Regions from separate parts of the Homo sapiens genome. Here regions 2 and 3 are each linked to region 1. The links are chromatin contacts, found by Hi-C or POLR2A ChIA-PET in ENCODE. All regions are on one chromosome and are shown on one strand. The core of a region is the stretch at or near the end of the contact, and the rest is flanking DNA. Distances in the headings are between cores, read along the strand shown. Region 1 has its middle 15 kb from the start of MB. Region 2 has its middle 14 kb from the start of MIR6069. Region 3 overlaps RBFOX2 (RNA binding fox-1 homolog 2).

The links. Hi-C counts contacts between places; a loop is a spot of excess contacts on that map. ChIA-PET counts read pairs that join two places held with the same protein, here RNA polymerase II (POLR2A). Pooled maps may share reads with other maps.
Region 2: a map of CD14-positive monocyte shows a loop between it and region 1 (6-fold over the local background). The contact joins two enhancer-like sites. A Hi-C loop is called at or near these places in 5 of 168 maps with a recorded cell type or tissue (CD14-positive monocyte, GM18951, colonic mucosa and 2 more) and 2 of 50 pooled maps. POLR2A ChIA-PET finds 5 or more read pairs at or near these places in 1 of 52 experiments (K562).
Region 3: POLR2A ChIA-PET joins it to region 1 with 12 read pairs in activated CD8-positive, alpha-beta memory T cell. The contact joins two enhancer-like sites. POLR2A ChIA-PET finds 5 or more read pairs at or near these places in 3 of 52 experiments (Panc1, WTC11 and activated CD8-positive, alpha-beta memory T cell).

What each region holds. Positions count from the first base shown.
Region 1 is chr22:35,600,712-35,604,004 of GRCh38, forward strand. No RefSeq gene overlaps it. Among named protein-coding and RNA genes, the nearest start is that of MB, 15 kb to the right of the region's middle. Within about 2 kb of position 1,625, at least 5 of the 41 ENCODE cell types and tissues checked have a DNase peak (open chromatin) inside an H3K27ac peak, as active enhancers do; they include CD14-positive monocyte and psoas muscle, where a contact is called at or near this core.
Region 2 is chr22:35,349,379-35,352,671 of GRCh38, forward strand. No RefSeq gene overlaps it. Among named protein-coding and RNA genes, the nearest start is that of MIR6069, 14 kb to the left of the region's middle. RefSeq lists enhancers at 1-471, 472-1,004, 1,595-2,103, 1,670-1,789, 2,921-3,293 and 1 more and a silencer at 1,450-1,569. Within about 2 kb of position 1,538, at least 26 of the 41 ENCODE cell types and tissues checked have a DNase peak (open chromatin) inside an H3K27ac peak, as active enhancers do; they include CD14-positive monocyte and psoas muscle, where a contact is called at or near this core.
Region 3 is chr22:35,741,466-35,744,758 of GRCh38, forward strand. It overlaps RBFOX2 (RNA binding fox-1 homolog 2), which reads right to left. Exons shown (of 14, transcript NM_001349999.2): 14 at 1-2,784. The coding sequence ends at 2,740. Among named protein-coding and RNA genes, the nearest start is that of APOL5, 25 kb to the left of the region's middle. Within about 2 kb of position 1,491, at least 4 of the 41 ENCODE cell types and tissues checked have a DNase peak (open chromatin) inside an H3K27ac peak, as active enhancers do.

The sequences.
Region 1 (3,293 bases), core at 375-2,874:
GGTTCAGTATTTCTGTGTAAAATAACAGCATGGGAAGAATTTTTTTATTTGTGGGTAATCTGTGGTCAGACAAAAGCAACAGCATTGACAGAGGGCAGTAGAAGGGGAAGGTTTTGTGTCTGTTTGTTAAGATACCACTTTCACGTGTCTGGGAGCACACAATGAATGGTGTGCATGTGCGTGCATATGTGTGTGTGTCTGTGTGTGTGTATGCATGTGTGCACCTGAGAGAGAAAACACAATAGAATAGAAATATAAGATGCCATTTTCATTACTAATAAAATGGCAAACGTGTGTGCGTGTGTGCGTGCATGTGTGTGTGCATATGTGTGCATGTATATGTGAGAATTGTCTATGTGTGCATGTATGTGTGTGTTTGTGTACATGTGAGTGTGTTTGTGTATGGGTATATGTGTGTGATTGTATGTATTTGTGTGTACATGTGTTATGTGTGCATGTGTGTGTATGTGAGAGTGTGAATGTGTGTATGTGTATGTAAGAGTGTGTGTGCATGTGTGTGTATTTATGAGTGTGTGAGTGTATGTGTGCACGGGTGTGTGTATATGCATGTATATGTGTGTCACGTGTACATGCTTGTGAGAATTGTGCGTGTGTGTGTGCATGTATTGTGTGTACATGTTTGTGTATATATGTGTGTTTGTGTGTATGTGTGTATTTGCATGTGTGTTATGTATGTGTCCATGTGCAGGTGTATGTACATGTGTGTGTGCATTTGTGTGAGGGTGTGTGTGTGTGCATTGTGTGAGTGTGTATGTCTGTGAGCATGTATGTGTGTGTCTGTGTGTGAATGTATATATGTAAGAGTGTGTGTGTGTGAGAGTGTATGTGCGGTTGTGTGTATATGCATGTATTTGTGTGCCATGTGTACATGAGTGTGAGAATTGTACATGTGTATGTGTGCATGTGTGTGTACATTTCTGTGCATATATGTGTGGTTGTGCATATGTGTATGTGTGTTATGTATGTGTGCATGTGTGTGTGGTTGTGTCTGTGTGTATGTGTGTATGTATGTGGTTGTGTGTCTGTGTATTTGTATGTGTGTATTTGTATGTGGGTGTACATGTGCTTGTGTATGTGCGTGTCTGTGTATTTGTGTGTATGTGTATGAGTGTGTGTCTGTGTGTGTATTTGCATGTGTGTGTACGTTTGTGTATATGTGTCTGTGTGTATTTGCATGTGTGTGTACATGTGTTTGTGTCTGTGTATGTATTTGCATGTGTGTACATGTGTTTGTGTGTGTGTATTTGCATGTGTGTGTCTGTGTGTGTATTTGCATGTGTGTGTGCATGTGGTGTACATATGAGTGTTTATGTGTCTGTGTATTTATGTGTGTGTCTGTGTGTATTTGCATGTGTGTGTACATGTGTTTGTGTCTGTATGTATTTGCATGTGTGTACATGTGTTTGTGTCTGTGTGTGTATTTGCATGTGTGTGTGCATGTGGTGTACATATGAGTGTTTATGTGTCTGTGTATTTACGTGTGTGTCTGTGTGTATTTGCATGTGCGTGTATGTGTGTATACCTTATCAAGCCTGTCCCTCATTGTTTTGCTGTCACCTGATGCCCCAGCTCTGCTCAGCTAGTGGCTCGCTGTCCACGTTGAGGTCTCGAGTGAGTCACCCCGCACAGCTCTTCACGGTTTCTCACTTCTGCTCCCCAGATATTGCCCAAGCCCTGGTTTCTTTTACATCCTATCCAACTTCTCCAGGCTCCACCCAGAAAGCCACAGTCCCAGGCAGAGTCAGGAGGGCCAGATTTTAAAGAAGTTGCCTGGGCTGTCCTGGGGGTGACTCTTGTGGATTCCAAAGTGGCAGGTAATGTGGCTAGAAGCCAAGATCAGACCTGACAGCAGGAGAGTCAGACAGACATTGATACACTCAGACTCACACATGCCAACGCGCACACACACCCAGTGTGTGCCCAGAGACACGCACACACACAGAGCTCAGCTTCAGGAATCAGATGTTCAGAACTAGGGTCCTACTGGGACCTCCTGAACCATTTAATTTCTAAAATACTCTACAGTTTACAACATGCTTTTATATCCATATCCACATGTTATACTAGTGTGGTATCCCAGTAGGACCCTGGTTCGGTGGCTCACACCTGTAATCCCAGCACTTTGGGAGACCAAGGCAGGTGGATCGCCTGGCCAACATGGCGAAACCCCATCTCTACTAAAAATACAAAAATTAGCCAGGTGTGATGGCACATGCCTGTCATCTCAGCTACAAGGGAGGCTGAGGCACGAGAATCTCTTGAACCTAAGAGATGGAGGTTGCAGTGAGCCAAGATTGCGCCACTGCACTCCAGCCAGGGTGACAGAGCGAGACTCCATCTCAAAAAAAAAAAAAAAGTGAATGTAGAAAAGGCAACATGAACATTTATGTAGACACTTCCCGTTGGTTCTGTTTCTCTGGAAAACCCTGACTTATGCAGCAGCTGACTCTTTATGACTTTCATCCACCATGACTGGGCCCGCCATCACTCCCACACCTCATCTTCATACTCTCAGAGCCCTGTGCCTCGTCAGCTCCCCGAGGCAGGGGCAGGGCCTGTCTGCTTCACTGTGGCACCCCAGAGCCTAGCTCAGTGCCTGGCACCCTGCAGGCTTCAGGAAATATTTGATCAATGCATGTGTGAATATATGACTGAGTGAATTTGGAAAGCCACTCCTTAGGCAATTCCTACACCTGAAACTCTCTTCCTACTTCTTTTTTTTTTTTTTTTTTTTTTTTTTTGAGACAGAGCCTCACTCTGTTGCCCAGGCTGGAGTGCAATGGCACAGTCACGGCTCAGTGCAGCATTGACCTCCCTGGGCATAGGTGATCTCCCACTTCAGCCTCTCAAGTAGCTGGGACTACAGGCGTGCACCACCATGCTCAGTTAATTTTTCTATTTTTTTGTGGAGACAGGGTTTCGCCATGTTGCCCAGGTTGTTCTCAAACTCCTGAGCTCAAGTGACTTACCTGCCTCAGCTTCCCAAAGTGCTGGATTGCAGGCATAGGTCACTATGTCCGGCCCCTTCTTTGCTCATAAAAATCCTTTATTGTCCCCGAGGCCTAGCATGGGCTACTTTCTCCTTCATCCCCACACCGCGGAAGCCTCATGAGAGCAGAGACCATGTCTGCCTTATTCACGATTGTGACTTAGACTGAAGCCTAAGTCTCAGTCTGGGGCCTGGTACATGGTAGATGCTCAATAAATACTGGTTACATTAATGTAGAATACATGTCACAGCGGTAGGATATTTTTATTTATTTATTTTTTTG
Region 2 (3,293 bases), core at 288-2,787, 250 kb before region 1:
TGTTAGCTGGGAAACCCAAGGAAACTTCCACAGAAGGCCCCCAGGGCTGGGAGGGCCTCAGGTGCTAAGGGTGAAAACTGCCAGGTTGTTCATTCCTCCCTGTGGGTGCATCCCCTGGGAGCCAGCTGCACACAGCATAGCGCTAGGTGCCCGCCAGACAGAAGTGAAGCGGCCAGGTGCCAGCCCTGTGGGGTCACGTGGGAGGGAAAGGGACGAGAAAGACAGACATAAACTCAATCATTGTTTCACGCTGTGAAAAGAAGAAGATGGGACGGGACGCCCAGGGCCAGGAGGCTCTCTGTGAGGACGGCCTAAGGCTGCTGAGGTAAGATGGGGTGGGCTGGGCCATGAAGGGCCTTGAATGCCAGGCAGGAGGTGGCCCCTGCAGAGGTCTCGGCTTGGCTGGCTGGAACAGTTCCAGGCTGCCTGAAGGCCTCCTTCAGAGAGAAGGCTGCTGGGGCTGCATGGGGGCTGGGGGGGGGGGCGCTGGCGGGAATTCATCAGTGCAGTCAGGCTGGGTTCCCTGGCAGCAGGCTCTGTCTGAGGCTGCAGGCCTGGGCGGGATCACTTTACAGCTGCAGGAAGTCTTGGCCCCAAGAAAATGAGGGCCAGCTGTCTGGTGGGAGCCTTGGGTAGGAGCAGGGCCTCCACCTGGCACCACAGGGCAGGATTAACGAGGTGCCGCCGCTCCCGCTGGGCCCAGCTACATCGGAAGGCGCTGGGCCGGGGGCATGGAGGGGAGGGGTTGAGTGGAGCTGGGAGGGGCTGGTGGGCAGGGGAAAGGGCGCCTGGGGGGCAGCCCCAGGCCTGCCTTTGAGGAAGCCTTTTGCAGAGCCTCCACCAAGCCCTCTCCCTCCTGGCTCCCCTGGGCCACCACGATCCCACCCTGGGCCTGGACACCGACCCCTCCACCTCCTGCCCTAGTGTCAGTACCCACCTCCCAGACCGGCCACTTCTGGGCTGTGTGACCTTAGGCAAATTACTTAACCTTTCTGTGCTTCTGTTTTCTCACTGGTAAAATGGGCAGATAACACTCGTTGCCTCATAGGGTTGTTAGGGTTGACTGAGCCAACAAGTAACTCAGCACCTGCCATGTAGACAATGCTCTGTACATGTTGTTATTGTCACGGATGGTTCCCTGCTCCCTTCCAGAATGGCCTCTGCTCCAGACACCTGGCTCAGAGCCCTGCCCCTCAGACTCCTCAGTAATTCTAGGGACCCCTGCTCTGCCTCTGGTATTGCCTTCCCAGCTCCAGAATAACGTCTGTCCCTACTCCCCACTGGGAGAGAACCAAAGGACTGTGTCTGTCTTTCCTCCTGGTCTGGGCTGCTAACCCTAAGAGGGTCAGGGCTGTCTTGATCCTGGCAACACGGCAGGGTCCCCCTGGCGTTCCTGGATTGGGCTCTGCGGGCTCTCGGTAGGCGCTTTAGGAAGCCTTTGCCCGCTCCAAGGTGGCTGGAGGTAGGCCCAGTTCTGAGTCCTGAGCACGGTCTACGGCCCCTGCTCAGGGTCAGTGTTTCAAGGCGACCACGAGATGGCAGTAGCACTGCATGTACAGGGCTTGCCGGGGCACTAGGGTGGAGTCCACCGCGGCCAAATCAGCCCCTCCCGGGTACAGACACCGGGAGAAAGGGGCGGGTGCTGCCGGCTCCTGCCCGCTCCTGCCCCGCGCGAGCTCACAGGCGCGCGCGTGCACACACACACGCGCACACGCCCTCTGACTGGTGGGGCTGAGTAACAATGGTGATGGGGCTGGGAGCTGGAGTCCGAGGGTCTGGCTTCACCGCCGGGCTCTGCTGTGGGACTACACAAGGGATTTCATCTCTGGAAGCCTCAGATCTTCTTAAACGTCCCGATTCACAGGGTTGTGGGGAGGATTTGGTGAGACAAGCTGGGAGCTCAGCTACGGGAGCTTTGGGTGGGCAAAAGTGAGCCCGGTCCCCTCCCTCTCTTTACAGAGCCCCGGTGTGCCGTTGCTGGGGCCCCCTGCTCCCGCGCCTTCTCAGCCGACACGCTCAGATCCGTGTGCATTGCCGTTTCTGTCTCCACGTGTAGACAAATCATGAGCTCGCCCAGTAACTCCAGCTCTACCACAGATTCCTTCTCTTTTCCGCCCTTCCCCTATGTCTAATTCCCTTCTCCAGCAGTGAGAAACCTGCTTCCCGCCGTCCTTCATTCCTTCTCTCCCCCCATCCCCGCAGAAACCAATCTCTGTTGCCACCACTGCCCCGTCCTGCCAGTGCCTCCCACCCTCTCCGCGTGGACCGCCACCACCCTGCCCCACAGACAGGCCCCTAGACACAGAAATCTTCTTTCTCACAGTTCTAGAGGCTGAAGTTCAACATCAAGGACGTGGACTCCATCTGTTCAGTTGGTTCCTTCCGGCCCCTCCGTGGCTGTATATGGTCATCTTCTCCCTGGGGCCTCACATCATATCCCCTCTGCATCTCTCTATGTTCAAAAGTCCCATTTTTATAAGGACAGCATTCATCAAGGATTAGAGTCCACCTAATGATCTATTGTACCTATTGTACCTTAATCACTTTTTTTTTTTTTTTTTTTGAGACAGAGTTTCACTCTTGTTGCCCAGGCTGGAGTGCAATGGCGCGATCTCGGCTTACTGCAACCTCCGCCTCCCAGTTCAAGCAATTATCCTGCCTCAGCCTCCTGAGTAGCTGAGATTACAGGCATGCGCCATCACACCTGGCTAATTTTGTATTTTTAGTAGAGACGGGTTTTCTCCATGTTGGCCAGGCTGGTCTCGAACTCCCAACCTCGTGTGATTCACCCGCCTCGGCCTCCCAAAGTGCTGGGATTACAGGTGTGAGCCACAGTGCCTGGCACTTCTTTAAAGGTCCTACCTCCAAATACAATCGCATTCTGATATACTAGGGATTAGAGATTCAACGTATGAATTCAAAGGGACGAAGCAGCCCTGTATTGCCCTCTGCTGCCCTCTAGGCCCTGGGTCCATTCTCCCAGACACACTGCTCTTTCGCAGGTGGCCACAGTGTCTTCAGAGGGGCTGCCACATGAAACACCCGCCTCCACTCCCTGCCCCCTGCCCCCTGCCCTAGTGGGAGTTTGAGGGTGGCTAGATTCATCCTAGGGCAGCCTAGCCTTAGATCCAAGGATTAGCCATGGGACCAGGAGCGAGCAGGGGTGCCGGCAGAGTGGAGGGAGATACAGGTGCTGGGAGCTGGGCTGGGGCTGCTCTCCTGGTCCCCATGTCCGCTTGTTTTTTCAGAGCAGACCCAAGCGGGTAAGCTGGCAGGTTTCACTTCCACCCACC
Region 3 (3,293 bases), core at 241-2,740, 140 kb after region 1:
CTGGTGAAGTTGACCGTACGGAGTCTCAAAGTTCAAAAGGTGACGGGGAGGTTGATACTGTGAAATCCAGATGCTTGCAAGAGCCCCAATTCTCAGTGTTGACACTGAAAACCAAAGACCCTTTCATAAAAAGCAGAACTCCATTTATTCTTTCTTAGAAAAGGGAGCTGGAGGAAGCGGTGTTAAACACCATCCCTGGAAATGCAGCAGAAACCACTGGAAAGCACAGAGCTTGCCTTTGGAGGCCTCAGCCAGAACCAGCTGAACTGAGATGCACTCAAGGTGCCTCAAGCTCAAGATTCTGCCTCTCTTAAAAGGTCTGTGGGAGCCGCCTTCTCTACCTTTCCCATTATCCTTACCTCTTTCTAGGAAAAAAGAAGAGAAAAACTCTTAAACTCATTCTCCTATTCTCCCCTGCTATGGATAAAACCATTTAGAATTTGGCCTAGTCTCCACTGAATACGTGGCTTGCCATCTTTTGGGAATGGCCCCTTTGTGATCATGACCCCAAACTTCTGTTTTTTTAGTCAGCTAAAGTTCTCCCTCAAAGCAAAAGCAAAAGCAAAATCCTCCCTGCCCCCATTCCCTAGAACTGTGAAAGCCCGCATCCCATTCCCCGCTCCTCTAACTAAAATATTTATATACATACAACAAAAATTGTCTTAACAGCAACAAACCAAACTTTGGCTTGGGGTGGGGGGACCCTTAAAAATGGCCAGTGGACTGGGCAGTTGGTGTCCCCTTATTCTCTGTCTTCCTCCCCAGAGTCAGTAATAATTGCATCGAGGCCTCTAGCTTCCTTGACATCGCCCCTAGTTTCAGGCACAGCCTCTCTCCCAGTTACGAGGCGAGACAGGATTCTGAAGGGGGAAAGGATATGTATTCTACACAACAGGTCAACGCCCTCTCAGATATATCACTCTGCTTACAAAGAATGCTTGATGCTGTCATAGGTCAGTCATTTTAATTCAGGGACATGAGTCAGTTATCAGTCAAGAACATGTGTGGAGGCAGGAGTTAAAAACAAACCCAAAACAAACCCATAACCAGAAGCTCCATGTCTCTGAATTACTCCCTTTAGCAGCTGTCCCTTGGGTGAAAGGTCACCCTAGTACCAATGTGACTAGACCAGGGAGCCAAAAAGACCGTGCTTTTCTATTTCCTAATGCCTTCATTTGGGAAATGCTGTAGGACACTTGCTTTTATCAGTTCTATCTAACAGCTAGAAGAGAAACACTCCCTCCTACCTTGATAACATAGAAAATTACAGCCAGATGGCAACGGCAGTGACTCACTGCGCGACTCTTTCTGGTGATATAGAAGACCCTTGCCATCGCAGACCCTCCTTCCAATATGGGAGGGCAGCAATCTCAGGGCCTCTGCATTTTATGTCCTGTAGTGTTAATGTGTACAAAGTGGTCCGGGTGCTCAGCGGGGTGTTTTTGGAGGACAGTGAGAAGCTCAGCGGGATAGCCACAGGCTCAAGACTGTGGATAGAGAAGTGACTCATAAAGGCTCTGGAAGATGAAAATTCCTATGGCTTTGGAGCAAGTACAAAGTGCCTCTGCCTGCCCTTCCATGTCCTCATCACCAAAACTTCCAGGGACTACTGACCTAGGACCTGGTACTCTATCTTTCCCCAGCAGATTCTTTATTCTATTTTTTAAACTTTGTACTTTCTGAGGCAAGAAAAAAGTAAGAAATACCAGATCTTCTAATATTCCTTTTCCCTTCCTCACCCTCTTTAATGGCTGTCAACAATTTGTACTTCTAATCCTCAAGACATCTGGGGGAAATCTGGTCACTGGCTTATTCACTTTTCTGTCCCTGGGTCCTAAATTCCTGAATCTTATGGACATGAGAGCAGGGTGTTAATAAAAGAATACATGAGCTAAGCTGTGGTTCAATTAAAGGAGAAGAAGCCTAGAAGGAATGCTAGGTTACAGGAACAAAAAGAAATGATCTTTTTCATACTCCAGAGTTCATTCTGAGATCGGTTTCCTAATGAGGTGTTTATTATCCACTGTCTGAGAGCACGTTTGGAAATATCAATACTATAATTCCAAAAACTATGCCAGCTGTCTCAGGCTGTGCGTGTAAGATGATTGTAAAAAGAACGGAGAAGACAGGAGGGAAGAGGAGAGGAAAGCGTCTTTTTAATTCTCCTGCTTTGTAAGCACAAATTCCTATCTATCAGCATGTGGATTCCAGCCACAGCCAACCAGAATTGCCTGTCAAAGACCAGAAACTCAGAAGACTAGAAGAATATCCTGTTGCAGAAAGATCTCTTCCACTTCTGCTTGTCCCCCAGTCATTCAGCACCAGATACACTTTGGTAATTCTGTCTGCTGATTTCTGATCAGATGCATTTATCGGCTCCTAATGTCTCTCCTTCCTCCTTGACTGCCTCTTCCGTGATTGATAGAATAAGCTAAGCACGGACATACAGACATGGAAATGCATTATTTTTTTTTTTTTTACCACAGTTTAAAAAAAAAAAGAAAAAAATGCACAATCTTTGGAACAAAAGAATTAAAGGCAGAAATTTAAAGGAAAAATACATATTCAAAGAACATAGTGAGGTATAAAAAAGTATTCTTTCTTTTTTTGTGTTTTTTTTTGTTTGTTTGTTTGTTTTTCCTCTTCATCTTGCTATAGAGTTCCTCTACTAGTAAATATTGCAATAGCCAGGCCTCATGAACTGGGGGGCTGTCCCATTTGCAGGGGTCTCACGTCACTTCAGTAGGGGGCAAATCGGCTGTAGCCACCTCGGTATAAACTCGCCTGCAGTAATTAAAGAGATAAAAATAATTAAAAGGTTGATGAGAGAAGCATTAACAGTGAAGAAAAATGTCCAGAGAGGGATCTAGAAACAGCCTGCTTCGAAGCCTCAAAGCAACTGATCAAGCATTGCCTTGTGCAGTGAAGTCAGGAAACCAACTTCTGCTTCTAAGGTGCTCAGACCAGAGCCCAACACATTTATTGCTGACCTGATATTCTCAAGGAGAGTATGACGACATTTTATTTCATTATTTACATGAATTAGCACAGAAGGGAAACAATACACAGTTGAAAACAAGTTCCGCAAAGAGTTTGATTTTTAAAAGCACAGGTTTTTGTTTACCTTGATACAGCCTTATAATCCTGGTGGAAAACAGATCACCAGTTTCTCCTTCTCACATATGACCCATCGGCAGTGCACGTTACTTCTGACACGATCCCTGCCATGTGTGGTCACAGCCCATGTTTGAGATGGTGCCACATCTAAACCTGAGCCAGTCTTTAATAAAGTC